Linked DNA regions of Homo sapiens: region 1 is linked to region 2. The links are chromatin loops, found by intact Hi-C in ENCODE. Cell type or tissue: CD14-positive monocyte. All regions are shown on one strand. Links, peaks and the distances in the headings refer to the core of each region. The heading gives the core; the rest is flanking DNA. Region 1 has its middle 8.0 kb from the start of MMP9. Region 2 holds the start of LOC124904916 (a long non-coding RNA gene).

Region 1 (14,909 bases), core at 6,910-14,909, 200 kb before region 2:
CTCTGAGCCCACATCTGCCCGAAGGCATGCCCGCTGGGGTGTTCCTTGCTGAGCGAGTGAGGCAATCCCTGCAAGGGAGGTGTGGTGGTTCTGGCGTGAGCCTGAACCTTGGGGCAAGAGGGAAGGACAATGTACTTCTCAGCCATTGCAGGGTGTGTGTAACCTGCCCTGCCAGTGGGTGACTCAGGCTGAAACCAGACCCAGCATTCACCCTGTCTAAGCCTAGTTGGTTAGTGTCTGGAGTGCTGTCAATTGCTTTACATTTGCCCTTCAGGGAAATGCTTTTGCACTGACAGGCGGGGCCCAGATTGGAGGTTGTCAAATCTGCAAAGCCCTACTCCTCCATTTCCACATGGCAGACTCCTATTCACACTCCAAAACCCGGCCCAGGTAGTGCTCCTGCTGAACCCTTTCCTGACCTCTGACCCCTCCCCCATGGAGTGAATAATGTTGTCTTCCAATATGCACTCTGGAGCCAGACTGCCTGGGTGTGAATCCCTTCTCTGCCACTTACTAGCTGTGTAATCTTGGTCAAGTTACTTAACTTCTCTGTACTTCTACATCTGCGGAATGGGAAAAATTATAGCACCCATTTCACTGGGTAGTTGTGGGGGTTAAATGAGTTATTATACATAAATACTTAGGACAGTGCTTGGCACACAATATGAGCTCAAAAAGAGCTGACTAGTATTACTCTTATTATTATTATTATTTAGACAGAGTCTTGCTCTGTTGCCCAGGCTGGAGTACAGTGGCTTGATCTTGGCTCACTGTAACCTCTGCGTCCCAGGTTCAAGCAGTTCTCGTGCCTCAGCCTCCTGGGTAACTAGGATTACAGGCGAGTGCCACCACACCCCACTAATTTTTTTTTTTTTTAGGTTTTTTTTTTTTGTATTTTTAGTAGAGACGGGGTATTTTTTTTTTTTTTTTTAGATGGAGTTTTCGCTCTTTTCACCCAGGCTGGAGTGCAATGGCGCAATCTTGGCTCACCGCAACCTCCGCCTCCTGAGTTCAAGCGATTCTCCTGCCTCAGCCTCCCGAGTAACTGGGATTACAGGCATGTGCCTCCACGCCCGGCTAATTTTGTATTTTTAGTAGAGATGGGGTTTCTCCATGTTGGTCAGGCTGGTCTCGGACTCCTGACCTCAGGTGATCCGCCCGCCTCGGCCTCCCAAAGTGCTAGGATTACAGGCGTGAGCCACCGCGCCCAGCTGAGATGGGGTATTTTGTATTTTTAGTAGAGATGGGGGTTTCACCATGTTGGCCAGGCTGGTCTTGAATTCCTGGCCTCAAGTGATCCTCTCACCTTGGCCTCCCAAAATATTGGGATTACAGGTGTAAGCCACTGCGTCCGGCCACTCTTATGTTTGTATTTAAGAAATACCTAAGGCTGAGCGTGGTGGCTCATGCCTGAAGTCTCAGCTACTCCAGAGGCTGAGGCAGGAGGATTGCTTCAGCCTAGGAGTTTAAGGTTACAATGAGACATGATCGTGCCACTGCACTCCAGCCTGGGCAATAGAGCAGGATCCTGTCTGTCAAAGAAAGAGAAGAAATACCTGAGAATATAGTGAACACAGCACATAAGTTTCCTGCACCCATGATATGTTCTCAGCCTGTGTGGACAGATAGACAAATAAACAGGAAATTCACTCTGAATGATGAAAAATGTCTCAGTAAGGGAAGTGGTGGGCTGAGGGGAGTCATGGGAGCACAGAAAAAGCCCCCTTCCCAGGTTGGGGTGGTCAGCAGCATTTTCCTGGAATAAATGACAACTCAGCTGAAATATAAAAGATGAATAAGATTTAGCCAGGCAAAGAGGGAGGGCAGAGAGGGGAAGCGTGGGAAGGGTTTGAGGCAGGAGGGATGGATAGTGCAAAGGCTCAGAAGCCAGAGTTCTTGATGTATTTCAAGAACCGAAGCTCAGGATGGAGCGTGGATCCCGGAGCGTGGGTGGGTGGGTGCCCTTGGCATATACACCAGTTATTCACTGTGTCTCTTTGTGATCTGTCTTCCTTCCTAGTGTGTGAGCTCCTGCAGGACAAAGCTCACATCTCCTTGAATTCCCTGCGCCCAGCACCCAGCTCAGCACTCAGCAGGGATTCAATAAATGTTTGCTGAATGGAAATGAGAAATTTGAGAACCCATCAGGGAGCCATCTTGGGCAACCTTTTCATTTGCTTAACCTGTGAATTTGGAATTCTTGTTAGCCTTGGGCTATTCTTAATAGCCAAGTTTATTTGTTTGTTCAGAATTGTCATCTGCTGTGCGTCTCAGACTCCTCTGAATGAGGTGGTTCTGTCCGGGCAAAGTCAAGTTTCTGGCCCAACAAGGTGAAACCTGATCCTTTGAGTCCCTCTCTGGATGCCATTCTGTAAACTTTCTTTCTTACCATCTGTAAACTTTCTTTCTTTCTTTCTTTCCTTCCTTCCTTCCTTCCTTCCTTCCTTCCTTCCTTCCTTCCTTCCCTCCTTCCTTCCTTCCTTTCTTTCTTTCTTTCTTTTTGAGACAGTCTCACTCTGTCACCCAGACTGGAGTGCAATGGCGCGATCTTGGCTCACTGCAACCTCCACCTCCTGGGTTCAAGCGATTCTCCTGTCTCAGCCTCCCGAGTAGTTGGGATTACAGGTGCACACTACCATGCCTGCCTAATTTTTGTGTTTTTATTAGAGACGGGGTTTCACCATGTTGGCCAGGCTGGTTTTGAACTCTTGACCTCAGGTGATCCACCCACCTCGGCCTCCCAAAGTGCTGGGATTACAGGTGTGAGCCACCGCGCCCAGCAATTTTTTTTTTTTTTTTTTTTTTTTTTGAGATGAAGTCTTGCTCTGTCGCCCAGGCTGGAGAGCAGTGGCGCCATCTAGGCTCACTGCAACCTCTGCCTCCCAGGTTCAAGTGATTCTCCTGCCTCAGCCTCCCCAGTAGCTGGTATTACAAGCGCCCGCCACCACGCCCAGCTAATTTGTGTGTGTGTGTGTATTTTTAGTAGAGATGGGGTTTCACCATGTTGGCCAGGCTGGTCTCGACCTCAGATGGTCAGCCTGCCTCGGCCTCCCAAAGTGCTAGGATTACAGGCATGAGCCACCGCACCTGGCCAAACTTTCTTTTTTTTTTGAGACAAGGGCTCGCTCTGTCGCCCAGGCTGGAGTGCAGTCGTGTGATCACGGTTCGCTGCAGCCTCGACCTCCTAGGCTCAAGTTATCCTCCCACCTCAGCCTCCTGAGTAGCTAGGACCACAGGTGCATGCCACCACATGTGGCTAATTTTTTTTACTGTTGTGGAGAAAGGAGGAGGGAGAGGGGAGTCTCATTATCTTGCCCAGGCTAGTCTTAAACTCCTGGACTCAAGCAGGCCTCTCACCTTGGCCTCCCAAAGTGCTGGGATTACAGGCATGAGCCATCATGCCTGGTCATCTGTAAACTTTCAAACTTTGCCTTGTATCAGGTCACCTGGGGATCTTATGCAGGTGAGGCAGATTCTGATTCAGTATGTCTGTGGTCTGGCCCGAGATTCTGCATTTCTGACTGGCTCCCAGGTGATGCCAATGCTGCCGGTCCGTGGATTACACTTTGAGTAGCAAGCCGTTAGACAACATTCACATCTTTCCTGGCCCTCACTGCAATGACGACTTTAAAAGCAGGTTGGAGTCAGGCTCAGCAGGGCCTTGGATGCCAGGCTAAGGAGTTCAGCATTTATTCTGGAGGCAATAAGGAGCTGGATGCTGGGTGCTAGAGGGGCTGAGCTATTGCAAAAACAGGAGAGAGAGGTGGCAAGGCTGAAGCTCAGGCAGAGGCAGTGGGAATGCAGAGGATGGTGGTGTCCTGGGCTGAACTGTGTTCCCCTCAAAAAATTCAGTGTTGAAACCTTAACCCCTAGCACTTCAGAAGGTGACTGTATTTGGAGATAGGGTATTTAAAGAGGTAATTAAGTTAAAATGAGGTCATGGGAATGGGCCTTAATCCAATATGACTGGCGTCCTTAAGAAGAGGAAATTAGGACACAGACATGCACAGAGGGGAGACCATGCGAAGACAAGGAAAGTAGACGGCCATCTACAGACCCAGGAAGGGGGGCTCAGAAGAAACCAGCCCTGCCAGCACCTTGATCTAGGACTTCTGCCTCCAGAACTATGAGAAAATACATTTCTGTTGTTTAAGCCACCCATCTATGGGACTTTGTTATGGCAGCCCATGCAAGCAAATAAATACAGAGGGGCTGGATTAAAGAGGACTGTCCAGGTTGTCAGTTACTTGAATGTCATTGTGGGGGGCTATCGGATGCCATACAGGTGATTTGGAAATTGGGAAGGCCTGGGAATGAATAGGAAGCTGGAGGAGGGGCCCAGAGGGAGGAGCAGGGCTGGGGAGGACTGGATTTGGACCAGGTTACATTGGAGGTGCCACTGGGACCTCGGCAGGTGCTACCCAGGGGGCTTTAGGAAATGAGGCCAGTGGTGCTTTCCGTTAAAGCCAGGCACTCAGGGAGTGAGGAGAAGGAAGAGAATGGTCCTGTATTAGTGGGGGCCCTGGGTTTTAAATAAGCAAAACTGGCTCAGGCTAACTTAAGCAAAAAGGAATGTACTAAACAGATTTCTGGAGGCTCACAGCAGCGATGTGAAGGCTCAAGGCCAAGCTTGGAAGGTGAGCTGGTGTCGAGGGAGACTGGCCCACAGTGGGCACGATCAGGAACGCGTAGCAGGGTCAGCCTGGACTGACCCTGGAGGACCCTCAGGACTGCTGGGCTCTGCTCATACATCAATCCAGCAGTCTCCTAAGATTCAGAGATCTGGGGGGAGCATCCTATGGCCCAAACCCAGTCACATGTCTGCATCCCTGATGCCCGGGGGAGGTTTCCAGTGGGAGGATACCTCTCCATCCCTGGAAGATTAAAGATGGCTGCATGCTCTGTGATACTCCTTTCATATCACAGGAGATAGAGAATTGGGCTCTATCTTCCTCTCCTGGCCTGTGACTGCTTTGGCCAATAGAATACAGTGGATGTGACACTATGCCAGCTTCAGGCCCAGACTTTAAGGGAAGTGGCAGCTTCTGCCTTGGTCTCTGGGAGCCCTGAGTCACTCACTCCGTAAGAAGACTGACTGGAGAGACCACATGGAGATTACGTGGGGAAGGGAGAAGGGCACACTACAGCCCAGCCTTCCAGCTAGCTCTGCCAAGACCCCAGTGTTTTATATACATATTTTTCTTTTTTATTTTAGAGATGGTGGTCTTGCTATGTTGCCCAGGCTGGTCTCAAACTCCTGGGCTCAAACAATCCTCCCACCTCGCCCTCCCAAAGTGCTGGGATCACAGGCATGAGTCACCGCACCGGCTGACCCCCATGTTTTAAATTGTACCTGGGATTTTGTTTTTATTCAGGTATGGCGAGGCCAACAGATCAGGAGATGATTGTCATTGAAAGACAGTTGGTTAACCACAGTTCTCAAGAGGAGGGGGCATGCCATGTCACACAGGGCCACATGGGGAAGTACCAGCATCAGTCAGGAGGCAGAAGGAGGAAGGGGGAAGTGTGGGCCAGAGTCTTCATTGTGATTTTGGTGGGAAGGAATAGGCAAGGCAGGGTAGACAAGCTGGATGGGTTTAGGACTGGCTAGCTTGAACAATTCCCTTGGGTTCTGGGCTATAGGGGTGGTCCCTAGTTGTCTAGTACCTAAGCAGGATGATCTAGAATGGGGGATAGCATCCTGAACTGCAGGAGCTGATAAAAGGAGGTAGGAGGTGGATGGGGGTTATGGAATCAAGATTGGTTGGTTTGCACATTAAGAGGTGCTCCCAGGCAAGATTGCCATCTCTAGGAATTAGCTATCCCTAGGAGGGGCAGTCCCTTTTCGGGTCCATAAGGCCCCTGGATGTCAAAGCATCATAAAATACAGAAAAGAAAAAACACGATTAATAGGCCAGGCGTGGTGGCTCACACCTGCAATCCCAGCACTTTTGGAGGCTGAGGCAGGAGTATCACTTGAGCCCAGGAGTTTGACACAAACCTGAGCAACACAGTGAGACTCCATCTCTGCCAAAAACAAACAAAAAATTTGCTGGGTGTGGTGGCGCATGCCTGTAGTAGCAGCTACTCAGGAGGCTGGGGCGGGAGGATCACTTAAGCCCAGGAGTTAGGGGCTGCCATGAGCTATGTTCGTGCCACTGCACTCCAGCCTGGGAGAAAAAGTGAGACTCTGACTCAAAAAATAAAAAATAAAAACATGATGAATCCATCCAGGAATGGGAGTAAAACACCTTGGACTTTCCAGTCCACACTGAGCCACCAGCTGACTCCCTCAGCTGAGGCCTCAGGCATCATAGAGCAGAAGGAGCAGCCCTGCTGTGTTCTGTCCAAATTTCTGACCCACAGAATAGTGAGATACAGTCACAATAAATTGTTTCAGAGCCTTTAAATTTCGAGGCCGTTTGTCATGCAGGTGTAGATTTCTGGAGCCCCTCCACCCTCCAAGACTCACTCATTAGCAGATTCCTTCCCAATCTCAGAAGGGACTTGGGAAAGATAATTCCATGATTGGTTAAAGACATGACTCCCATGACCATATAATCAGCTTAATTTTAACTCCCATTACAAAGATGAAGAAACTGAGGTTCAGGGAGGGAAAGTCATTTACCCAAGGTCACACAGTGCAAATTCAAATCCAGGTATGCCAGATTCCAGCATCCAGCCCCTTCCACTGTACCAGCTGTCACCTAGTTGGCCTCTTTATGGAGCCCATGGTTGGAGCTGAGAGAGCCTTATGGATGGTCTCCAAACCAGGCCCCCCATGAATCTCACCCGCCCCCTCTCCATGTGCTCCCCGTGTTTTCCCATTGGAGAAATCCCGCATCGCCTCTCATCAGGAGCTGGGCTGGAACTGCTACTTCCAGACCCTGGGAAGCTTCGAGTGCTTCCCTTCCGCTGGCCTTCCTTGCATCCATGCAGAGACTGTGCCATCTTCCCTGCATCCCAGCACCCCCGGCTTCAGGTGTATCAAAGTCCCAGCGCTGCGTGAAGTTCAGGTTTGAACACATCTCAGCAGGCTTTGTGAATACATTAGTTTTTGTTTTCCCCTAACATGCCACAGGGGTGGGAGGAATGGGAGGGGGCACTGGAATTTAATATGCAAATGTATGCAGATCGCATCTAAATGAGGGTGTCCCAGGTTTAATGGGAAGAACAGGCAATCAGAGCAGGCCCAGCCCAGCCTGCAGCCCTGGGGCTCTGCAGCAGCACAGTCAGAAATGACTCTCCGGGGAGGGTGTCTTGGGCTCTTTTACAGAGCGTGTTCTTTGAAGCAATGTCTCCGCAGCACAGGGGAAGGAAGAGCTGCGGAAATTGGTTCTGGATACTTCCTGGCAAAGTGTTCTCAATTGCTTCAACTATGTTGGGGGTGGGTGGGAGAGAGGGGGTAGAATCTCTGAACCTCTCAGTGAACACAGCCAGCAGCGGCTGTCCCTATCAGTGATTTCTAAACCGAAGGAGCTTGCTAACATCTACTTCCAGATCACACTGATTACTAAACCAGAATCTCTTGAGAACCTTTGTTTTTTAAAAGTCCCTGGCTTTAGGAAATACTGACACTAACCAGGCGTTCTTAATCTGGAGACTCTTACAGGTTCCGGGGCCCGGTATAGCAATGTTATTAACCCTTCCTGCATATTAGAATCACCGAGGCTTAAAAAATTTCCCAACGCTCAGGCTGTACCCTAGACCAATTAAGTCAGAATCTACAGGAGGGGAGGTGAAAGTCAGGCATCAGTATTCAAGAGAAAATCCTGAGTGATTCCAATGTGCAATCAAATTTGAGAAGCATTGCTGAACAGGATTCCCACGAGACACTTGTTATACCTGTGCTTGCTTTGGGGCTATTGTTAGCTGCAGGCCCACCACCCGGTGCCAGCTTCAGGAGACCCTCCTTCTAGGAAGGGGACTGGAGGATTGGTGTGCAGCCAGTATGCACTGGTATAGCAGCATTGGTTGTAAAAATACTGAAATATGGCTGGGTGCGGTGGCTCATGCCTGTAATCCCAGTACTTTGGGAAGCCGAGGCAGATGGATCCCTTGAGCTCAAGATTTTGAGACCAGCCTGGGCAACATGGTAAACCCATCTCTATAAAAATTGCAAAAACTAGCCAGGCGTGGTGGAGCGTGCCTGTGGTCCCAACTACTTGGGAGGATCGCCTGAGCCTGGGAGGCACAGGTTGCAGTGAGCCGTGATTGTGCCACTGCACTCCAGCTTGGGCAACAGAGCAAGACCCTGTCTCAAAAATAAAATACTGACATATTTCCCCATCCACTTGTAACTGGGGCTGCTTTGAACTTTCTAAGTTCAAAGCATCACCCTCCCCATCTCCCCAGACCCTGGACATAATCAGTTCTGATTAGTTAGGGCTCCTGAGGACCTGGTTGTTAAATACTTGAACATCACCCCCCGCTATAATGTTGTAGTGAGAAGCACCCACTTTATATAGTCAGAAAGGCCTAGATTCCCACTTGATTTTGGTATGAGTTGTGTGGCTTTTGGACAAGTGGCTTCATCTCTCTGAAGGTCAGTTTCCTCATCTGGAAATGGGGTCAAATGCCCTCCCTATCAGCGTAGGGATGAAGCTGCACTACAGCAGAGGTGGCAAACTGAGCATGCATCAGAATCACTTGGCTGGGCTGGGCACAGTAGCTCATGCTTGTAATTCCAGCACTTTGGGAGGCCAAGGCCAGTGTATCACCTGAGGTCAGGAGTTCGAGACCAGACTGGCCAACATAGTGAGACCCTGTCTCTACTGAAAATACAAAAATTAGCCAGACATGGCCACAAGCACCTGTAGTCCCAGTTGCTCAAAAGGCTGAAGCAGGAGAATTGCTTGAACCTGGGAGGTGGAGGTTGCAGTGAGCTGAGATCATGCCACTGCCCTCCAGCCCGGGTGACAGAACAAGACTCTGTCTCAAAAAAAAAAAAAAAAAAAAAAGGGCCAGGTGTGGTGGCTCACGCCTGTAATCCCAACACTTTGGGAGGCTGAGGCGGGCAGATCACGAGGTCAGGAGTTCAAGACCAGCCTGGCCAATATGGTGAAACCCCGTCTCTACTAAAAAATACAAAAATTAGCCGGGCATGGTGGCGGGCCCCTGTAGTCCCAGCTACTCAAGAGGCTGAGGCAGAAGAATCGCTTGAACCCGGGAGGTGGAGGTTGCAGTGAGTCGAGATCGTGCCACTGCACTCCAGCCTGGGAGACAGAGTGAGACTCTGTGTCAAAAACAAACAAACAAACAAACAAAAACTTTGGCTTGTTAGGTCAAAGATTTCTGGGCCCCACCCCGGAGTTGCTGATTCAATCATTCTGGGGCGGGGAGGATTTGTGTTTCTAAGTTCTCAGGTGCTGCAGGGGCTTCTGGTCCTGGGACTACAGTTTGAGAACCATTGAACTGGAAGATGTATGAGAAAGTGGGCTGGGCCGAGAGTAGAGGCTCAACCCAGGCTTGGAAAAGGGTCAAAATATGTGCCGGTTTCCCTGTGCGCCACATGGACTTCTCCCTCCTGAGCCATTCCCCAGGGCTCTCTCCATCCATTTGTCCAGCAGGGACTGAGCCCCCGCTGAATGCTTAACCTTGGATTTCTCAAAGATTAAGTCCTCTTCCCACCTCTTCCCCATTGTGAGCAGGACCAGATTTACACCTTTAGTGGCTGTGATTACTGAAAATACGGTGCCCCTCCCATCTGTTGTCCAAAGTAAAACAACACTAAACCCTGAAATGACTTCATAAAAAGAACAATAGAGAACTGATTTTTTTTTCCCAAGCTGGCTACTTTGAGGATTTTTTCCAAATATCAAAAACAATATTTTATTTTATTTATTTATTTTGAGACACAGTCTCCGGAGTCTCGCTCTGTCGCCCAGGTTGGAGTGCAGTAGCGCGATCTCAGCTCACCGCAACCTCTGCCTCCTGGGTTCAAGTGATTCTCCTGCCTCAGTCTCCTGAGTAGCTGGGATTACAGGCATGCACCACCATGCCCAGCTTATTTTTGTGTTTTTAGTAGAGACGGGGTTTCACCATGTTGGCCAGGCTGGTCTTCAACTCCCGATCATAGGTGATCCAACTGCCTCTGCCTCCTAAAGTGCTGGGATTACAGGTGTGAGCCACCGCACCCGGTCAAAATCAATATTTTAAATGTGTATTTTGGGACTGCGCCTGCTTTGCTGGGACCCCAAGCATATTCTTACCTGCCAGTGGGCAACCCAGTGTCAAAGGAACCGGTCCCAGGCCCATTCTCTTTCACCTCCATTTTCACATCTCTCCCTGCACAGCACCATCCCTTCTTGTAGACAAGAACTTCTCACCTTAAATAAAACTCCACTTGAGGCTGGGCACGGTGGCTTACGCATGTAATCTCAGCACTTCGGGAGGCCGAGGCGGGTGGACTGCTTGAGGCCAGGAGTTTAAGACTAGCCTGGGCAACGTGGCGAAACCCTGTCTCTACAAAAAAACAAAAATTAGCTGAGCTTGATGGAGCACACCTGTAGTCCCAGATACTCAGAAGGCTGAGGTCGAAGGATGGCTTGAACCCAGAGGCGGAGGCTGCAGTGAGCCTAGATCACATCATTGCACTCCAGCCTGGGTGACAGAGTGAGACCCTGACTCAAAAAAAAAACCCCAAAAAACAAAAAAACCTCCACTTGACTGTTCTCTGCCCTACCAGCTACCTCACTCTTATTTTCCTTTTTTATCTCCAACTTTTCTTTCCTACAGATTTCAGCCAAATAACTCACATCTGTTCCCTCTGTTGGTTCCTAAACATAACTCCTCCAGCCTGGCTTCTGGGCAATCACCCCTCCCTGCCCCTAGACTGCTGCCCCCATGGACTTCCTTTTTGCGAGAGCCAGTGACCTGATCTTAGCACGGGATTGGGAGTCAGAAGGCCTAGGCAGCTGGTCACTCACCAGCTGTGTGACCGTGAGCAACTTAAAGCACTTCTCTGAGCCATGGGTATGAACGTTAATTTGCAAAGTTGAGATGAGAGCATTAGAGTAATAGAATCATAATAGCTAAACTGTGTGTGTGTGTGTGTGTGTACCTGCTAAGAGCCAGGCACTGTGCTGAGAATTTGCCATGTATAATCACATTTAATCCCCACTACAACACCTCCAAATGAGGTCTGCTTCTTTCCCCACTTTACAAATGAGAAAAGGGAGGCACAGAGAGGTAAAGTGATTTGCCTAAAGTCCCACAGCCCATAAATGATAGGTAGTAGAATATGAACCCAGGAGGTCTGATTCCAAAATTTATGCCCTATGGCTTCCTTACTGACGGTGCTCAGTACAGATAAGTGGGAGGTGTGACTTGGTGTTAATAGGGACTCTAAGAGTCAGTGTGGGAATTGCCATTCCCCTGAAGCTAGGGATGGCAGGTGTGTTTGTGGGTTGGGGGTGGGGTACTTGAGTGATGCTCTCCCCTGAGGCAATGTCTTGCAGGATACACACCTTTCTACTTCATCTCAGATTTCAGTGTCTCCTCCACATCCTGCCAGAGCCTCTCTGGCCTGGCTGCCCCTCCCCTCTCTGGCAGGTTTGGGAGAAAGAGGCTTGGAGTTCCCCCATCCTAGATAGCGGGACAGATTCCTCATCTCGTGAGGCTGACCCTGATCTGGGGGCCTGTTATTAATAATGGCCTGCAGGGCTGTGTCATCCAGCTAGTGATTCAGGACTCCAGGGTCAGCACCCTCCCCATCCTGATGGAGCTACCTCAGTGAGGGGCTTAGAGTCTAAGCTATGACTCTACGTGAGGGTATATGCTGTTCTCTGCCTGCACTCCCAGGGTCTTGGCTAAACTCTATTGTGGTATTAAAAAGAGAGGCTGGGGGAAGTGGGGAAGGGGATGTGGTAACCAGAACCACTTCCTGCCACTGCAGTGTTGAAAGCCAAGCTCTGTCCAAGTTCCCCTTGATGGGGGTTGGGGAGCCAGGAGGTAAAGGAGGAAGTTGATGGGAGTTGGGGGGGATGTTAAAAAAAGGAGGATTCTTATTTGGATTGACTCCAGGAATCAAGATCTGGGTTTCCTGGCTGCTCTCTCCCTGCTCCCATTTGGTAAAAAACAGCGGCTGTCCTGAAGGTGGTCCTAATTAGCATAGCAGTGAACACTTATTATCATGTGCCAGGCACTTTATATTTGCTAACACTTTGAGCCTTACAACCACCCCATGAAGGAAGCACTATTATTACTCCAATTTTACAGATGGGGAAACTGAGGCACTGAAATGTTGTGTCAGTTGCCCTTGTCACACAGCAAGTCAGTGGCAGAGCTGAGATTTGAACTTAGGCAGCCTGGCTCCAGAGTGCAGGCTCTTGCTCTGTGACCACTCTGAGCCTCAGTTTCCTCATTGCATGATGAGGGTAATTGGAATACATAAATCCACTTTCCTTTCTTGATGCCTGATTCTCTGGTAATTAATTATTCATTCAATTTCTCCCCATGCTGAACTCTCAGATCCATGAACAATGAGACAAAGGCTATCTTGGTCACTACTTGTATTCCCAATTCTTAGCATAATGATTGGCCTAGAAAAACTCAACTAGAATGTGTTGAGTAAATGGTCTTTAAAAGGTCTGAAGATCATCAACAATGGTTTGAGTATCTGATAAAAGTTTTAGACCCTTTACATAGAAAAATCAACATATACCAGTAGCTGGGGGTGAGTCTGCCCCTCCCACTCACCCAGGGTACATTTGGCAATGTTTGGTAACATTTCTGGTTGTCACAACTGGCAGGGGGAGGTGCTACTGGCATCCAGTGGGTAGGGGTCAGGGACGCTGCTAAACATCCTACAATGCACACGACAGCCCCAAGTGCCAATAGTGCTAAGTTTGAGCTATGTGACATACATACATAGATATGTATTGTATGTCATGTTTGGTACCATTGATGGCAAGTGGGGGGTAGTTAACGGATTTTCCTAAAAGCCCGTGTCTGCCACCCAGATGAAGATCCTCCAGATTGGAAGATCTGTTCCTCTAAACTCATATTACTCTATGACCTCACATTCCCGAGTCTAGAATCTAGTTCCTCCTGGGTCCCCTGTCCTAGCCTCTGATTCCCTAAATGCCTGGGCCTCCTCTCTTACCTTCAGTGGGTAGCAGGGGACCAGAGGAGAAGCATCCAGGTTTTATGTGCTGCCCCTGTCACCGCATCCACCTACCCACTTCTATACCTGGGTCATCACAGTTCCCTGTAAATGGTAATAAAGATGAAAAGCTTCAGAGCCAGGCAGTTCTGGGCTTGAACACTAGTTCTGTGGATTAACTCGCTCTGTGATCACAGGCAAATTCCTTAACTCTCTGAGCCTTAGTTTCCCCCTCTGAAAACAGGAGGGATACTCATTAAACTTACCTTACAGGTGGTGAGGATGAAACGAGAGGCTTATAGAGAACTTATTACGGTGCTTGACACAGTAAATCTCAAAAAATGCATTATTATTATTATGGTTCAGAGGTAAAGTGACTTGCCCAAGGTCACATAGCTGGAAAATGGCAGAGCCGGGATGGAAATCCAGGACTTCGTGACTGCAAAGCAGATGTTCATTGGTTAGTGAACTTTAGAACTTCAACTTTTCTGTAAAGGAAGTTAATTATCTCCATCTCACAGTCTCATTTATTAGATAAGCATATAAAATGCCTGGCACATAGTAGGCCCTTTAAATACAGCTTATTGGGCCGGGCGCCATGGCTCATGCCCGTAATCCTAGCACTTTGGGAGGCCAGGTGGGCAGATCACTTGAGTCAGAAGTTCGAAACCAGCCTGGTCAACGTAGTGAAACCCCATCTCTACTAAAAATACAAAAAATTTAGCCAGGCGTGGTGGCGCACGCCTATAATACCAGCTACTCGGGAGGCTGAGGCAGGAGAATTGCTTGAACCCGGGAGGCAGATGTTGCAGTGAGCCGAGATCACGCCACTGCACTCCAGCCTGGGTGACAGAGTGATACTACACCCCCCAAAAATAAAATAAAATAAATAAATACAACTTTTTGAGTTGTTAGCAGGTTTTTCCCAAATAGGGCTTTGAAGAAGGTGAATATAGACCCTGCCCGATGCCGGCTGGCTAGGAAGAAAGGAGTGAGGGAGGCTGCTGGTGTGGGAGGCTTGGGAGGGAGGCTTGGCATAAGTGTGATAATTGGGGCTGGAGATTTGGCTGCATGGAGCAGGGCTGGAGAACTGAAAGGGCTCCTATAGATTATTTTCCCCCATATCCTGCCCCAATTTGCAGTTGAAGAATCCTAAGCTGACAAAGGGGAAGGCATTTACTCCAGGTTACACTGCAGCTTAGAGCCCAATAACCTGGTTTGGTGATTCCAAGTTAGAATCATGGTCTTTTGGCAGGGTCTCGCTCTGTTGCCCAGGCTGGAGTGCAGTGACATAATCATGGCTCACTGTATCCTTGACCTTCTTTCTGGGCTCAAGCAATCCTCCCACCTCGGCCTCCCAAAGTGCTAAGATTACAGGAATGAGCCACCATACCTGGCCCTGAATCTTGGGTCTTGGCCTTAGTAATTAAAACCAATCACCACCATCCGTTGCGGACTTACAACCTACAGTGTTCTAAACATTTTATATGTTTGATCTCATTTAATCCTCACATCAATTTAGGGACAAAGAGCCCCCCACCCCCCGTTTTTTTTTTTACAGCTGAGGAAACACTTCAAAGTGGTAAGACATTTGCCCGAGGTCCTGAAGGAAGAGAGTAAAGCCATGTCTGCTGTTTTCTAGAGGCTGCTACTGTCCCCTTTACTGCCCTGAAGATTCAGCCTGCGGAAGACAGGGGGTTGCCCCAGTGGAATTCCCCAGCCTTGCCTAGCAGAGCCCATTCCTTCCGCCCCCAGATGAAGCAGGGAGAGGAAGCTGAGTCAAAGAAGGCTGTCAGGGAGGGAA
Region 2 (16,151 bases), core at 3,870-11,869:
GATTGCTTATTGGTGGCTCTGTTGATGCCTGAGACCTTGAGGGCTGATGGGGTAGAGAAGCTGGGAAAGCAGGTGGAGGCCATGACAGTGGCAGTGTTGCTCTGGGCATGGAGGAAGCCCAAGGGCACTCCCCCTGGCCTCTCTCCCAGTGCTCTCAGCTCCTCACCTCCACAGCCTTACTTACCTGGATGCCATGTCTCAGGCTCTCTCTCTTTCTCTCCCAGCTCACATTTCTCCCTAGCTGCACCAAAAAGACACACACACACACACACACACACACACACACACACACACACACATATTCTTCCAGAAACTCAGGCCAAACACCCTGGAGTCATCCTTGACCCTTCTCCATCTCTCCCCGGGACATCAGCCCATGAGCAGATTCCACTGGCTCTATCTTCAGCCTGTATCCCAAAGCCAGCCACTTCTCACCTCCTCCTCCCCTCCTCTGTAGCTACTGCCCTGGGCCAGGCCATGGTCCTATCTCCCAAGCACTATTGCTTTCAGCTTCTAGCTAAGGCCCCGTTTCCCTCTCAGGCTCCAGGCTCTTCTCAATGCAGCTGCCAGAGGTACCCTGATGGAGAACATCCCTCCTCTCCCCAAATGCCTCCAATGACTCTAACTTCATTTGGAGTAAAGTCCAAAGACTCTCCAGTGGCTCTGGCTGACCACGCTGCCCCTCATCAACCACACTGGCCTCTTTGCTGTTCCTCCAACGTGCTTGGCAAATTACACCGCAGGGCCTCTTTGCACTGGCTGTTCCCCCTGCTTGGAATGCTCTTCCTGCAGATGTCAGCATGACTCCCTCCCCTTTTGAGGTCTTTGTTGAAATGTCTTTTCCTCATCTCTTAGATGTTCCCCTAAGAGAAGCAACGCACCTCCTCCTCCCAGTTCCCTTTCCCAGCCTCCTTCTCTCCTTGTTTCTTCTTAGCACTTAGCATCACCTGACATATTATGTCCGTGCTTTCTCTCTGTTGATAGTCTTGTTCTCCCTATGAGGACAGAAGCTTTTCTGTCATGTTCAAGGCTGGATCCCCAACCCCTAAAACAGGGCTTGCACGTAGCAGATGCTCAATTAATGATGAGAGAAGAAAGCCTAGTTTGAGACCAGCCCTACCCCCTTGACTTGGAACCAGCCCTACTCCCTTGACTTGCAACCCTGCTGGATCTTTGCTCGCACCCATCAGCTTTTGCCCTCGCCTTCACCGCTGTGAGATCTTTGTCTAGTTTCTTTCTCTTCGCACCATCCCCAACCTTTGGCCCCTCCCCCGTGGGCTTTGACTGACAGGGCTGCCTTGGCCCTGCCCCCAGCCCTTGGCCCCTCCCTTCAGCTTTTGCTCCTGGGCCCCATATTTGCCCTTGGAGGGGGCGTGGCGCCCAGCTCACCCGCCTCCATGGCCAGCACTGTGATGTTGTGCCAGCCGGCCGTCTCGCGGTCCAGCCCCTTGCCAGTCACGATGGCGCCTGTGTCCGCATCGATATCGAAGATCTGGTCCAAATCTGATTCGCGGTCAATGGCGTACCTGCGGGGGGCAGGGCAGGGCTGATTGAAGGTGCCCCAGTGCCAAATGGAGCCCATGTCCTTTTCTCCCAACCCCACTCCAAGAGAGGGACCGCCTGCCTTGGACACACACAAGGGGCAGAGAAACCCCTTGCGACCGAGGAGGAGCGGGAAGCAACTGGGTGTGCATTTCACTTGCACGGGTAGCTGCTGTGACCATGGGCAGCCCTCAACCTTTCTGAGCCTCAGTTTCCTCAGTTGGAATGGAGCTAATAATTTGTACCTGCAGTTGTCGTGAGGGTTGGAAGCTGGCAAAATGCTTGGCACAGTTAGACTCACTGATACTCTCTTCTTTCTTTTCTTTTCTTTTCTTCTTTCTTTCTTTCTCTCTCTTTCCTTCCTTCCTTCTTTTTCTTTTTTGTTTATTTATTTTATTTTATTTACTTATTTTTTGGAGATGGAGTCTCGCACTTTCGCCCAGGCTGGAGTGCAATGGCACCATCTTGGCTCACTGCAAGCTCCGCCTCCCGGGTTCACGCCATTCTCCTGCCTCAGTCTCCCGAGTAGCTGGGACTACAGGTGCCCGCCACCACGCCCGGCTAATTTTTTGTATTTTTCAGTAGAGACGGGGTTTCACCGTGTTAGCCAGGATGGTCTTGATCTCCTGACCTCGTGATCTGCCCGCCTTGGCCTCCCAAAGTGCCTGGGATTACAGGCGTGAGCGACCGCGCCCGGCCCTCTTTTCTTTCTTTCTTTAGCCAGGGTCTCACTCTGTTACCCTGGGTAGAGTGCAATGGTGCCATCACGGCTCACTGCAGCCTCCATCTCCTGGGCTCAAGCCATCCTCCTGACTCACTGAGCCTCCCGAGTAGCTGGGACTGCAGGTGCGTGCCACCACGCCCAGCTAATTTTTTTTTTTTTTTTTTCAGAGACAGGGTTTCGCTATGTTGCCCACACTGGTCTCGAACTACTGAGCTCAAGCGATCCGCTCGCCTTGGCCTCCCAAAGTGTTGAGGTTACAGGCATGAACCACTGCACCCTGCCGATTCTTATCTTTCCCTAAGAGGTGCCCCTGGAACTGAGCTTGAAGGCAGAGACCGGGAGTGTGGGTGGCGTTCTGGGCAGGGGAAACAGAAGGTGCAAAGGCGCGGCGGCTGAGAATTATCCCAGAAATGGCAAACACTGCAAAATGGTTCGAACCGGGAAGTGGGGAGAATTCGGCACCAGAACACACCGGCACAGCACAGTTGGCGTGTACTGGGGAGCCAACGGGGAATTTTGAGCAGGGGAGAGGGGGGCAGTTGTGGCATTAGGAGGCTTCTCTGGGGGCCGCGGCGTGGACACGCCCAGGGACACGCGCTGGGCGAGTGCCGTGGGAGGGGGCCTGGGGACACGGCCGCCGGCTCCTCCCGCCTGCGCAGCACGCGCGAGCTAATCTGCAGCTTTTCCGTTGCCGCGTGAAAAAGCCCTTTGTTCCGCCTTCTTCCCGGGCCTTTGTGTGGCGGCTCCAGGCCTTAAAGGCCCGTGTCCAACACATGTCTCGGGCGGCGGCGGCCCAGAGAGGCCTCGCCAGCTCCGGCCTCCGCTTCCCCATGCTGATAACGCTGGTGGGGGCGCCGCGAGGCTGCGCGCGGACAAAGGCCTCGAATGCCAAGCAAGCGCTCATTGTGCGCCAGGACAAAGCAGCCTGGTAAGGAGGGGCCCCTGCGCAGCCACCCGGCCCCTCCCACAGGCAGGAGGAAAGGGGCCTTTTTGTAGTCTCCCAGAGTGGGGAGGGGAGGACCCCAGAAGCATTGCCTGCTGGGGCCCAGAGCCCTGAGATGACCCGTCTGTGAGGCCTTGGCTGCATTGCCAAACCTCTCTGGGCCTCAACTCCCCCATCTCTGAAATGGGGATATTGACACCCACTGGGACTTCGTGGGTCTGAAAGCAGTCAGAGCTGGGTTTGAATCCTCTGCCACTGATTCTACCTGTGTGACCTTGGGCAAGTCACTCCTTGGCTTCTGTTTGCTCACCTGAAAAAGAGGATGACTCCTACTCACCCCACATTGTGGTGTTAGAGGAGGGGCGGGCATACAGGACAGTCCTTATGCTTTTCATGTTTACTGTCCTGGAGGTGAATGCCTATGGCAAACTATAAAGGGATGTGCCTATGGGTGTAGTGGGCATTATAAGCCGATCCCCTGAACCCCCAGTTTAATGCTCCATACTGTTCCTAAACTGCTAAACCCATATTCTTCTTGCCCCTGGCCACCTTGAGTCCCGCTAGCCTGGGCGAAAGTACGTGGGGAGGTTCAGACCCACGATTATAATTCCTCCCTAGCATGCACCTAACAGTTTGGAGCCTGCTTCTCCCCCAACCATCCCTCCATTCATTCCTTTATGCCCTAAACACTAATTGAGTGCCTTCTCTGTGCTGGTCTGTGCTAGACTCTGGGGATAAAGTGGCAAGTGAGATAGAAGAGGTCTCGGTCAGGCATCTTATGAGGCTGATGTGATCTCCCCCATTTTACAGATGAAGACACTGAGGTCCAGAGAGGAAACTTGCCAAGCTTAGAGCTGCCAAGTATGGTTGTGCAGGTTGTGTCATGCACAAAGATACCAGGCCGAAGTGGGGAAGCAGGGGTGAATTCCAGCGAGCCTTCTGCTTGCCCAGCCACGTGTCCTAGACCAGGAAGTATCAAAGGGGGGCCTGTTTCTTATTTATACAAAGGTGACAATGAGCTAGTGATGCCGATGCCCTGCTCAAGGGTGTACAGCGACTCTGTCACAGAACTGAAATTTGAAACCAAATTGGGGATTCTCTCCCAGAGTTTAATTTTTTTTTTTTTTTTGAGACGGAGTCTTGCTCTGTCACCCAGGCTGGAGTGCAGTGGTGCGATCTCGGCTCACTGCAAGCTCCGCCTCCTGGGTTCATGCCATTCTCCTGCCTCAGACTCCTGAGTAGCTGGGACTACAGGCGCCCGCCACCACGCCCGGCTAATTTTTTGTATTTTTAGTAGAGACGGGGTTTCACCTTGTTAGCCAGGATGGTCTCAATCTCCTGACCTTGTGATCCGCCCGCCTCGGCCTCCCAAAGTGCTGGGATTACAGGTGTGAGCCACCATGCCCGGCCGCCAGAGTTCTTTTTAGCCTGACCGACAGCCCATCCAAAGTTGAACCAGCCAAATCCTCGATGCATGAAGCTTCAGGGTCCCCTTTGCCCCAGCCTGGCCCCATCAGATATCTGAGTCCAAAGGAGGTTGAAGGAGGCTCTTGAGCATCATCAGCTCAGCTGGAAAGAACTTTGGAGACCTCCTCCCATTCTACAGGTTGGAGGATAGAGGCCAGGAGAGGACCAGAGACATGACATAGCCTGGGCTTCTGATCCCTCGTCAGGGCTGGGCGAGAGGCCGGGCTGATGGGAGGATGCCAACTGCCTTCTTGTTGTTTCTCCTCCCTTCTTGGCTCAGAGCTGTCTCCTCTCTCCTCCCTCCATGCTGCTGCTGCTCCTCCTCCTCCTCTTCCTCCTTCTCCTTTGCCCTGTTTTTCTCTTTTGTTCTTTCCTCGAGGGGAAGGGAGGGGCTGGAATCTAAATGGAGGCAGCTGTTCCTAAGGCCATAGGGCGGGGGCAGCGGGGACCCGCCATTAACTAGCTAAAGACCTGGGGCTGGGGGTCAGTTTGGCTGGCTGAGCCCAGGTGTTTTTATTCCAGCTCAGGGAGCCAGAGAGTGAGTGGGAGGGAGGGAAGCAGGGAGGGGTGGGAGGAAGCAGTGTGTGGCAGGGACTGTGGCCTGGCAAACTTAGGGGTGGAGGGGTGGGGTGGGGGCGAAGCTTGTGCAGCTCACGTGTAGTGCTCGCATGGGTTGTGTATTTGGTCTGTGTTGTGGGTGGACAGTGTGTGTTTTGTGTGGCGTGAATATGTGAGTGGTGTTCCTGTGTGTGTGAGATTGTGCATTATAGTTGAGCAGTGGCTCAAGAGGCAGCAGCTCAGCCCTGGGTCTGGATCCAGGTCTGCATTGCCCCCAGGCAAGTCACTTCCATCTTTAATTCCCAGCAAAATAGAGATGATAATCCTACTTTGTAAGTTGTCGGGAGAATGAAACGCATGTAAGGTGCCTAGCTGAGTTCCAGGAAAATTACTCCATGAATGGGAACTATTGTCACTGTAATTATTATTCAGAGATGTCTGGCAGGGAGTACACAGGAGTCCCCCCAACCCAGTGTGTGGCTTGCATGCCTGGGGGCGGGGAGGTAAGATGTAGGGACACAGTAGTCTGAGAAGGACAGGAGGAAGCTGTGGGTCTAGAAGGTTCTGCTTAAATTTTGCAGTCCTACTTCTCATTTGGTGACAACAACCTGAAGGGCAGCAAGGGGAACTAGAACAGGTGAGGCTGGGGGAATAGGGAGAGAATATGAGTTTGTGGCAGCTCGTGTGTGTGTGCACCCACACATGCAAGGGAGGCCTGGGAATGGTGCTTAGGGGTGCAGATCTGATGCCCATCTGCCTAGGTTTGAAACCTAGATGTGTGACCTTGGGCAAGTCACCTAATCTCTCTGTTCTTCAGTTTCCTTCTCTTAAAAATGGAGATAGTAGGCCGGGCAGGGTGGCTCACACCTATAATCCCAGCACTTTGGGAGGCTGAGGCGGGAGGATCACGAGGTCAGGAGTTTGAGACCAGCCTGGCCAACGTGGTGAAACTCCGTCTCTACTAAAAATACAAAAAATTAGCTGGGTGTGGTGGCATGTGCCTGTAATCCCAGCTACTCATGAGGCTGAGGCAGGAGAATTGCATGAACCCGGGAGGCAGAGATTGCAGTGAGCCAAGATCGCGCCATTGCACTCTGGCTGGGGAGATAGTGTGAGACTCTGTCTCAAAAAAAAAAAAAAAAAAAAAAAAAGAGAGAGAGACAGAGATAGTAATACCTACCTCACAGGCTGGTTGTGAGGTTCGGACAAGTGACTACCAAGAAATCCTTAAGATGGTTCTTGGTGTACAGACTAGCTCTTACTTTTCTTTGTTGAGCAAGACTTTGTATCATGAGCTCTTCGAATCCTCAGATACTGTCATCACTCTCATTTTACAGAGGAGGAAACTGAGGCTCGGAGAAGCCAGGTATCTTGCCCTGGGTCACACAGGGCTAGTTAGTGGCAGAGCCAAGCTCCCATGTCTGTTCAGAGCCGGAGGTCTAACAGCATCCTCTTAAGGAGCCAGCCAGGTACACCTGCTAGCATTTCTGTGTTAGCAACAGCACAAAATGCTGCTGTTGTCAAGGTTAGGGTGGAGAAAATGGGGAGGGTGCTGCTTCCTGGCTGGGGTGCACGTGTGGTTTTCCTCTACATAAATATGTGCATATATAATGCATGCAGGCATAATAAATAGGGAAGGCTGCAGGCTTATGCACATACAGGCTTTCTGGTGTGCCTGTGTGTGAGTGCATGAACATACGAGCAGCTGACTGAATGATGCAGCTGCCGCCCAAGCTGCTCGTGTGTGTGTGTCGGGGTGTAGTTCGGGAGCCTCTTCCAAAACAAAGCAGCCTGCCTCCTGCTCCACTGTCCCAACCAAGGGATTCCTTTCTGCTCACTCCACCCTATCTGTGACTCTTTTCCCCCACTCCCTTTAGGCATATACAGAAAAGCCCACACATGATGCCTGGAAAATTGTATGTGGTTAACACTAGTTGCAGAATGAAAGGGAAAAAATGGGTGTGCAGACCACCAAGAAAAATGGTAATGACCATTTCTCGAGGGCCTGCTATATGCTAAGCACTTAATCCTTCTTCCAACCCTGAGAGCACCAGGCACAGAACTTGGTATGTGGTAGACATTTAATACCTATGAATGAGGCACATACTATTATGATGTCTATTTTAGAGATGGGGAAACCGAGGCTCAGAGGGGGTGCATTGACTTGCCCAAGACTCCACAACTGAGCTGGGATTTGAACCCAGGTCTCCTCTGATTTCAAAGCCCTTGCAGTTTCTGCTGCACCACACTGTGGAGTGCTGGGTGGAGAAAGGAAGTGTTCGCTTCCTCTGCTGCAGTGTGGACTAGCTGTTTTTGATGATCAAAGGAGACTCACAATGGGGCTAGGTAGGAACGTGGCTGGGCTGATAAATGGCCAGTCTATCTGCAAACCTGCCTAACTGAGAGGTGGGCCCATCTGAGCACTTTCCTGCCTCCTTCTCAAGCCTTCTAAGGCTTCCCACTGCCTAGAGGATAAAGTCCCACTTCTTCATGTGGCATTCAATGTCCTTCGCAGCCTGTCTCCAAGTGCTCCCTTGTCCCTTGTCGTGAGCTTGTCCAGCTGGTCTCGCTGCTCCTGAACTTAACCTCCTGGCTCCATGATTCTGTCCCTGCCATCTCTCCTCCCCATCACTCCAACCTGGGGCACACTCTCCCCATTCCAAGCCTTGTCCTCTTCGTCCCCTTGCAGGGGCCTTTTGGGGCAAACCTCTGTCACTCCCCTTCCTGGTGCATAAACTACTCACCCCTCCCTGGAGCTCCTCAAGCCCCTGCCTCAGCCCAAGCCCACTTGGACCTGGACCTGTCACTGGATTCGTTCACACGGGCCAAGCTTTCCCACTGGCCCATGTCTGAGGCCATCATCTCTGTGGCCAGTGCACAGGGGAGGACGCTGCACCAGTTTAGGAACTGCACTAACCACAAGGAGAGTAAGAAGCAGGAGTGAAATGGCCAAAGGCTGGATTCAGGAAGTGGTGAGTCATGGGTCAAACCCCGGTGCTTCCCCTTTTGAGCTGGGTGGCTTTGGGAAGTCATTTCCCCTCTCTGACTCTCAGTTTCTTCGTCTGTCAAATGAGTACAATACCCTCTGAAGGGTAAATGTAGTAACATGAGGCACCTTCTACTATCTCCAGTGCAGATGCTAAGAAAAAATCTCTCTGTACTGTCTGCTTTCCTATAATTTCCAGGCACTCACTGTGCCCTGCAAACCATGCTAGGCAAAGTCTCCCAGGATGCCACCTCATGTCTTCATTTCCAGGGACACGCCAAGCTTGTTCCTGCCTCAGGGCCATTCTGCTTGCTGTTCCCTCTACCTGGAATGCTTTTCCTCACATTTTTGCATGGATGGCTCCCCATCATTCTGATCTCAGCTCATGTGTCACATCCCTGACCACTCAATTCAAAGTGGCCCTCTGTGGCCCCAATCCCTCCTTATCCTATCACTCTATTTTCTTCATAGTGCTTTCAGCAGTTATTCCATTTAACCATTTGCTGTCTGTCTCTCTGCAGGAGAAGGCAAACTCCACGTGGGCAGGGATCCTGTTTTATCATCTCTGCTTCCTCACTGCACAGAACAGTGCCGGGCACAACTCAATGCGGAGTTGCTGCCTAAGCCTGTGACCCTGAGAACGCAGGTGCTGCCAGAATGGAACCCTTAGAGCGAGCTGGACTCTGGCAGCACACATGGCCTGTGAGGACCCCTTCTCTGTCTCCCACAGACCCTCAATGGCCTCCCATTTCCATTTTTGTACCCCACAGTCTGGGAGCTCCACCCCAGTTCTGTCCTTGGCTGAGTCATCTTGGTGTCCCCAGGCCTGGCTCAGGGCCTGGCATGGAGGAGGAGCTGGGTAAATGTTTGTGGTGTTAAATTGGACCAGTCTCCAGCTCCTCACTGCCTCCACATCTGAGGAGCCCCAGGGAAGGGGCCGGCAAAGAGAGATGAAAGAAGGTGAGAAGCAGGTTTCAAAGTTGGCCCTTTCAGTGCAGATAAAAGCAGGAGGGAAGGGAGCCAAAGCGGGGAGGAGGAAGAGGACTGAGAGGGGGTGTGGAGAGTGGAATTGGAGAGGAGGGGAGCTGGCAGATGGGAGGACTGACCTGGGGCCAAGGACTCGCCTCCCGCTCCGTGTTCTTACCTCCCTGGGAGAGCCTGCAGAATCCTCCTCCCCTCCCTGGGCCTCAACTCCCAGACAAACAGAGGTGACAGTGCCCTTCCTGGAGAGGTCTGGGCCCAGGCCAGAGGCCAAGGGGGTTGTTCAGAGACTATGCCACCAGCCCGGGTGGAAGGGAGTGGAGGAGTTCAGAGGCAGTGACAGGATGGCATTGGCAGCGAGTGTAGTGAAAGTAGCGTGGGCATTCTCGGCTTCAGGACAGAGTCTGAGCTCCTCAGCCTGCCTCTGAGGCCCTGTTAGACTTCACTTTTGTGCCTCATCTTTCCCGGCCCCCTGTAGCGATCACAGTCTGCTCTTCTTCAGGCACACCAACCACTCCTCTGCCTGTATACCTCTGCACAAGCTGTTCGTCTGTCTGGAATGTGCCTCTCCTGATATTTACACCATACCCAGATACCTAGGTCAGGTCAATTCCTGCCTCCTTCAGAAGTCTTCCCAGACTCCTGGGGCTATCTCCCAGTCTGAGAATCCATGAACAGTTAAGCAGGATAGCATCTGTGTGTCTCACTTAGGGCTGCCATGTAAGGTTGAACAGGCTGTGCACTGCACAATCCTGATAGAGCCATTCAGACAGACAATGACGGAACGTTGCCCTCTGGAGTTGCACAATGCAGAGGTCCTCAAATAAACTTTCCCTCCCCCTCTCCTCAATGCCCAGCACAGGGCTAGGCTCATAGTCAGCTCAGGGGTTACTCATTGAATAGGTACAGGGGTTTTGGGAATGAATCAGGGAGCCCCAGTGCCTCCTTCCCATCCCTCTAACACTGGCCATCCCCCCAGCCCCTAACCTCCTCCTCTGGATCAGTTTCTTCTACAGCCTTTCTTCCCTCTTCTATCTGAACATCTTCCAGCCTAGGCTACTGTCAGAGACTCCCCAATACTTACAGCTCCCAGACCCTTCCAGGGACCCCAGCTGCCCCATCCCTGCTCTGCCTCTGGCTTGCCTGTGTCTGTGTCTATTTCTTCCCTTTTCTGGTTTCCTCTCCAAGGTGCCCTTCTGTTTCCACATTGCCAGGTCAGTCCCTCCTGTCCTCTTTTTATGGGCTTTTCTTTCTCTCCAGTCTCTTCCTCTCATTGTTGGTCTCTCTACATCTCTGTGAGTCTGTTTTTCTGCCTCTTTTTTCAGTCTTTATTTTTATTTTTTAGTTTATTTTAATTAATTAATTAATTTATTTATTTTGAGACAGTTTTGCTCTCGTTGCCCAGGCTAGAGTGCAATGGTGCAATCTCGGCTCACTGCAACCCCTGCCTCCGGGTTCAAGCGATTCTCCTGCCTCAGCCTCCAGAGTAGCTGTGACTACAGGTGTGCGCTACCACACCCGGCTAATTTTGTATTTTTAGTAGAGACGGGGTTTCACCATGTTGGTCAGGCTGGTCTCAAACTCCTGACCTCGGGTGATCTGCCCGCCTCGGCCTCCCAAAGTGCTGGGATTACAGGCATGAGCCACCACACCCGGCCTCTATTTTTACATATCATTAATTCACCACATATTCAGCACGTGTCCACTGAGTGCTGAGGCCTGGGCTAGGCCCTATGGGTATAGTGGTGAACAAATAGACGTAAATCCCTACCCTCAGACAGCTTACCTTTCAGTAGGAGAGACAAAAAAGGTAATCAGAAAAGCAGGTAGCATGTCAGATGGTGATGAAAGGTAATAAGGAAGCAGCAGAGGAAGACAGGGGATAGGAAGAGTCAGGGCTAAGGGTTGGGGTGGAGTTGAAATTTTAGGAAGAGTGGCCAGAGAAGGTCTCACTGAGAAGATGACTTTTGAGCAAAGACCTGGAGGAAGTGAGAGAGCGAACTATGGGGGCTATTAGGGCGAGAACGTTCTAGGCCGAGGGATCCGCTGTAGCACAGGCCCAGAGTGCAGATGAGCGTGGTGTGTTTGCAAGGCTGTGAGGGGGCCAGTGTGGTTGCAGCAGAGTGGACTGGAAAGGAGAGGGAGGTGTGGTCTGAGAGGTTCAGGGAGGCCAGAGCTGTCATTGTAAGGGCTTGGGCTTTTATTCTGAGCCTAGTAGGTGTCTTTGGAGGGCTTGGGCAGAGCAGGGCCAGGCTCTAGTTCACATTTGAGCAGGATCAGGCTGGCTCCTGCAACAATTCTAGGTTAAAGAGGGGTGAGGACAGAATCAGGGACACCAGCAAGGAGGCAACTGCAATACTCCAGGCAAGAGAAAACGGTGGTCGGGACCAAGGTGGTAGCAGCAGAGGTGGTGAGAAGTGGTCAGATTCTGGATCCATTTTTAAGGTAGAGACAGCAGAATTCGCTAATGGATTGAAGGGAGGCATGAGAGAATGAGAGGAGGCAAGGATGCCTCCAACGTTTTTAACCTAAACAACTGGAAGGATAGAGCTGTCATTCCCAAGATGGAGATAACGGCAGGCAAACTGGTGGGTTTTTTTTTTCTTTTGATGGAGAGACCAGGAACCCAGTTCTGAACTTAAGTTTGAGGTGTCTAGCGGAACACCAAGGGAGATGATGAGAGGGAAGGGGGTGCAGGGAGAAGACTGGGGGAGTCCTGGGCACAGGGATGGCCCAGTCGAGAGATCAGGGAGCCAGTGTGGCTGCAGCCAGCAGCGCGGAGACCCCGCCAGTGCAGTGCCCGCCTCTGTGTCTGTCCCTCCTGGTTCTCTCCCTTATTGGCCTGGCTCGCCTGCCTGTCTCATTGACTGTTCTCACATCTGCTTCCTTGGCTCTTTGGCTCCGTGCCTGTTTCTCTCCACCCGTGCGCCTCTCTCCGCGCCTCCCTCCCCCACGCAGCCCCTTCCTTCGGCCCTGCCCGCCCCAGCCCTCCTCCCCTCTGCCCGCAGTCTGTCCGCGGGGGTGATGGCGGGATAGCAGGCAGCAGGCGTCGGCCCCGGGCGGGGGTCTCACCGGACGGGCCGGTTGGCGGCGTCGGGGTCCCGCGCCGTCACCACGCCGACCAGGGAGCCCACCTGCGCGTCCTCCTGCACCTCCAGGAGGCCGGAGGGCGGCCGGAACTCGGGGGGCTCGTCCACGTCGGTCACGGCCACGCGCACGATCGCCTGGTCGCGGAACGTGCCCAGGTCGGCGAAGCGGGGGTCCACGAACTTGTTGAGGGCCTCCAGGATCACGGTGTGCACGGGCTGGGATTCGAAGTCCAGGCGCTGCGGGAGGGAGCAGAGGGCCGGTTAGTGGGTGGGGTCTGGTGGACACTGAGGCCTTCACGAGGGAGGCCAAGGCAGGCGGGGTTGGCCCAAGGTCACACGTTGTCTCAGCAGGGGCGGCAGGGATGTTTGGGCTGCATTGCAGAACTGACCCAGACCAACCCGGTGGGTTACGGGTGGAGAAACTGAGGATCCTCGAGGACAGTCTTGCCTAAGGACACAGCCACTCCAGGCTAACGCGCTGAGCACCCAAACTTCCTGCTTCCCAGCGCAGTGTTGGCGGCATATTTCATTAGTTTAGTTCACGAACACAAAGCACCTACTGTGTGCCAGTGCTTTAAGTATATTAACTCAACTTGACATCAACCCTAAGAGGCTTGTATTCTTATGATCTGATCTTACACATGAGGAAAACGAGGCCCAGAAAGGCTCAGTAACTTGCCCAAGTCACCGGGCAGTGAGTGAGTCCCTAGCAGAGCCAGGATTCCCTGGTATGCAGGAGTTAGCAACTAATGTGAGTTGAGCCCGATAAGCCGGGCTGCCTTAGAGCTTTCCTCTGAGATCTGGCTAAATCCATGCTGAGCCTGTGCTTCTTATCGGGGGGTGCTAATGGGTGACCCTCTGATGAATGAGCTCCATGGCTGTGTGTTAGCTCTGACCGTCTAAAGACACTGCCTATAGCAACGAAAAAGCCATGTCGTGGAGCTGCAGGGACCTCAGCTACATGGTGGGGGAGCGATCTGATTGGCAAGAGTGACCTTCCAGGAGACTCACAGGCAGGTGCCTACCCTGTGTATGGGGTCCCCCCATTGCTCTCAGAATCCCCCACCCCCGACTTCTCCAGCAGCAAAAACAGCCGTGTCCTGCCTCCAGCCTGTTGCCTGGGAAATCAGGATGCAGGGAGGCAGGCGGTGGCCTGGCCTAGGAGTGAGTGGTGGACTCTGGAGCCAGGCCATCAGTCTGCTCCCTGAGCCATCACCGACTCCGCAGAGACACCCTAGGCGCCACTGCTGGAGTGGGCGGCAGGAGGGGGCCTGAGAGCTGGGGGTGGGGGAGATTAAGCAGCCCAGGGGATGAGAGCAAATGCTGTGCTGGAGTCCCCGGGCTGAGTTTGAAGCCTGATTCTGCTGCTCTGTGAAGCTGGGTTTCTCTGGGCCTCCAATTCTCCATCTGTAAAATGGGCTCATCTAACAGTTAAGGATGAACGGAGATCAAAAGACTGAAAATCACTAGTGCTTAAAAAAGGGAGATTCTAGAGCTGGACCCCCTGAGCCCGTATCCCTACTGAACGATACTAGATGCATGGCCTTGGGAAAGTTACCGAACTTCTTGGGGCCTCAGTTTCTCATCTATAAAATGAACGATTACAGCATCTCAGAGGGTTGATGAAGGGATCAAATGAGTTAATACGCAGAAAGTAGTTGAAGGGTGCCTGGCATGTGGCAAGCACTTTATCACAAGTAGTAGCTATTATATTATTATCCTCTGGAAAGGAGCTGAAGGAACTGGGCATTTTGTCTATCCTCAAGCCCTCAATGCCAGGTAAAGAGCGGGTCATTATGTGCTTGCTGAGCAAAAGAAGGACTGTTGAGGGCAGATGTTGGAAGGCAGAGCTCAGGCTGATAGGCACAGATTTAAGGAGACAGATGCCGGCTGAATGGGAGGAAGAAGAGCTGGACAGTGGCAGAAAGTGAGCATTCTGTCGCTGGAGATATACAAACAAAGGCCTATGACCACTTGTGGGCCAGTGCAGGGGACTTAGACCTCCCATGGGAGAGTGGGGTCGGAGTGGGTGGTCTTAATGGCCTTTGCAGCCCTGAGTTGCCAAGCCCCTGACCAAATCCTGGAAGATGGATTTTTGCCTCTTTATTTGACCTCCCTAGGGATCGCTGAGTTTGCAGTTTGAGTTTCTGGTTCCTGGGCCAGCCAGTGGGCAAGGAAGGCTGTTAGACTCAGGAAGGAAAGAGCTTTGGAGTCACTAGACCTGGGTTCAAATCTCTACCATGTGCCTTACAGGTGTGACCTTGGGTAAGCCCCTTTACCTCTCTCAGCATCTATTTTCTCAGTTATAAAAATGAGGATAGTAACCTCAGCTTCAGAGGGAAATATGAGGATTAAAGGCAATGAGGAGTGTGAAGAGGCTGGCAAGGATGTGAAGCACACGTCAGAGTGTTTGAGGGTGTGGATTCCCATCTGGATTGAACCCTGGCTCTGAGAACCAGCTGTGCAACCTCAGACAGGTCACTTCACCTCTCTATGCCTGGTTTGCAAAAGGGGAATGATACCATCAGTGTTTTTCCAGGTTGGTCCTGGACCTCTAGAGAGAACTAATCCATTGAGTGGAGTGAGGTGGGGGTATTCGGCTGCCCAGAGGCCTCCCTGATCCTCCCACCCCTGAGGCCTGCCTCCCCCATTCCTCCTGAGGCAGCTGCACCTTCTGCACTACGATGATGGCCTCCTGAGTGTCGCTGTCTGTGGTGACCTTGAACACATCGCCGCCGCTGCTGCTCTCGTCCTTAAGGTGGTAAGTCATGTCTGTGTTCTCTCCCACGTCTGAGTCCTCAGCCTTCACACGTCCCACAGCCGTTCCAATGGGGGCTGACTCCTGGATGCTGAACTGGTACATCTCTGTGGGGGACACGGCCATGAGCAGGGATGAAGGCAGCCCCTTCCCCAGCCTCTGCCAGCAGTGGGGGAGGGGACAAGGGGGCCCAGGTGAGCCTCTATGGAGGACAGTGCCTGAAAGGGGCTCTCAGCTTGGCCAGAATGGGGGCTGGGAGAGGAATGTCCCCTGCAGAAGTTTGGGTGGCAGTGCAAAAGGAGGGTTTAAATTCTGACCTTTGGGTTTATTCACTGGTTGATTTGGTAAAATGCCTGCAGTTCTTTGGGCCTCAGTTTCCCTACCTAGCCAGTGACAGGGACAGAGGAGCACAGTGATAAAGGCTAAGACTCCGGAGTCAGTCCTAGCTGTGTAACCCTGAGCCTCAGTTTCCTCCTCTGTAAAATGGAAATAAATAACGATGGTGCCTTCCTAACAGCTGTGTGTTTATGGCAACTAACTTAGATGATGACGCCTGTAACATGCTTAGTACAGTGCCTGGCACTTGGTAGCTACTCAAGAAATAGAATAAATTGTGTTAAAATGGTGGGGCTTCATAGTGATTTTGCTGTTGATGTTAACGGTAGTTATTCCTTCATTTCAATGTATACATTGAGCACCTATGATGCCCCCAGACATCATGCGGTTCTAGACACTGCGGTTACAGCAACAAATAAAATGGACCAAAATCTCAGCTCTCATGTTGCTTTCCTCTTAATAGAAAGGGAAAGACACTAAACAATCACATCAGTGAAACATATGGTATGTCCAATGGTGATAGGTACTTAGGAGAGAGATAAAGCAGGGAAGGTGTGGGAGTGCTGATGAGGGTGTTGCGCAGTTTTAAATAGGCTGATCTAGAAAGGCCTTGCAGAGAAGATGACATTTCTGCAAAAGTCAGAAGGTGGGGAGGGAGCGAGCCAAGCAGATATTTGGGAAAGAGTATTCTAGACAGAGGGAGCAGCAGGTGCAAAGGCCCTGAGGTGGGTGCTGTGCCTGGCATGTTGGAAGAATGGCAAGATGGC

Evidence for each region. Peaks named below come from ENCODE experiments on the same cell type or tissue, not always from the same donor. Only the 100,000 strongest peaks of a DNase experiment are listed, where the experiment ranks them.
Region 1: a loop joins it to region 2, with 2.9 times the contacts of the local background. A loop is called at or near these places in 2 of 110 quality-filtered maps.

Annotation. Positions count from the first base shown.
Region 1 is chr20:45,993,491-46,008,399 of GRCh38, forward strand. No RefSeq gene overlaps it. Among named protein-coding and RNA genes, the nearest start is that of MMP9, 8.0 kb to the right of the region's middle. RefSeq lists enhancers at 1,926-2,433, 10,522-11,173, 11,174-11,825. In CD14-positive monocyte, for the core only: no CTCF peak of the experiment used is centred there; DNase peaks (open chromatin) are centred at 10,881, 11,901, 13,041, 14,841 and 2 weaker places; H3K4me3 peaks cover 3,893 bases; H3K27ac peaks cover 3,262 bases; H3K27me3 peaks cover 1,906 bases.
Region 2 is chr20:46,198,034-46,214,184 of GRCh38, forward strand. It overlaps CDH22 (cadherin 22), which reads right to left. Exons shown (of 12, transcript NM_021248.3): 6 at 14,962-15,155; 7 at 12,274-12,527; 8 at 1,390-1,526. It overlaps LOC124904916 (a long non-coding RNA gene), which reads left to right and starts at 6,828. Exons shown (of 3, transcript XR_007067611.1): 1 at 6,828-8,206; 2 at 8,742-9,180; 3 at 14,411-14,739. RefSeq lists an enhancer at 8,077-8,156 and a silencer at 9,917-10,211. In CD14-positive monocyte, for the core only: no CTCF peak of the experiment used is centred there; DNase peaks (open chromatin) are centred at 7,518, 8,208, 9,038 and 10,018; H3K4me3 peaks cover 3,766 bases; H3K27ac peaks cover 3,290 bases.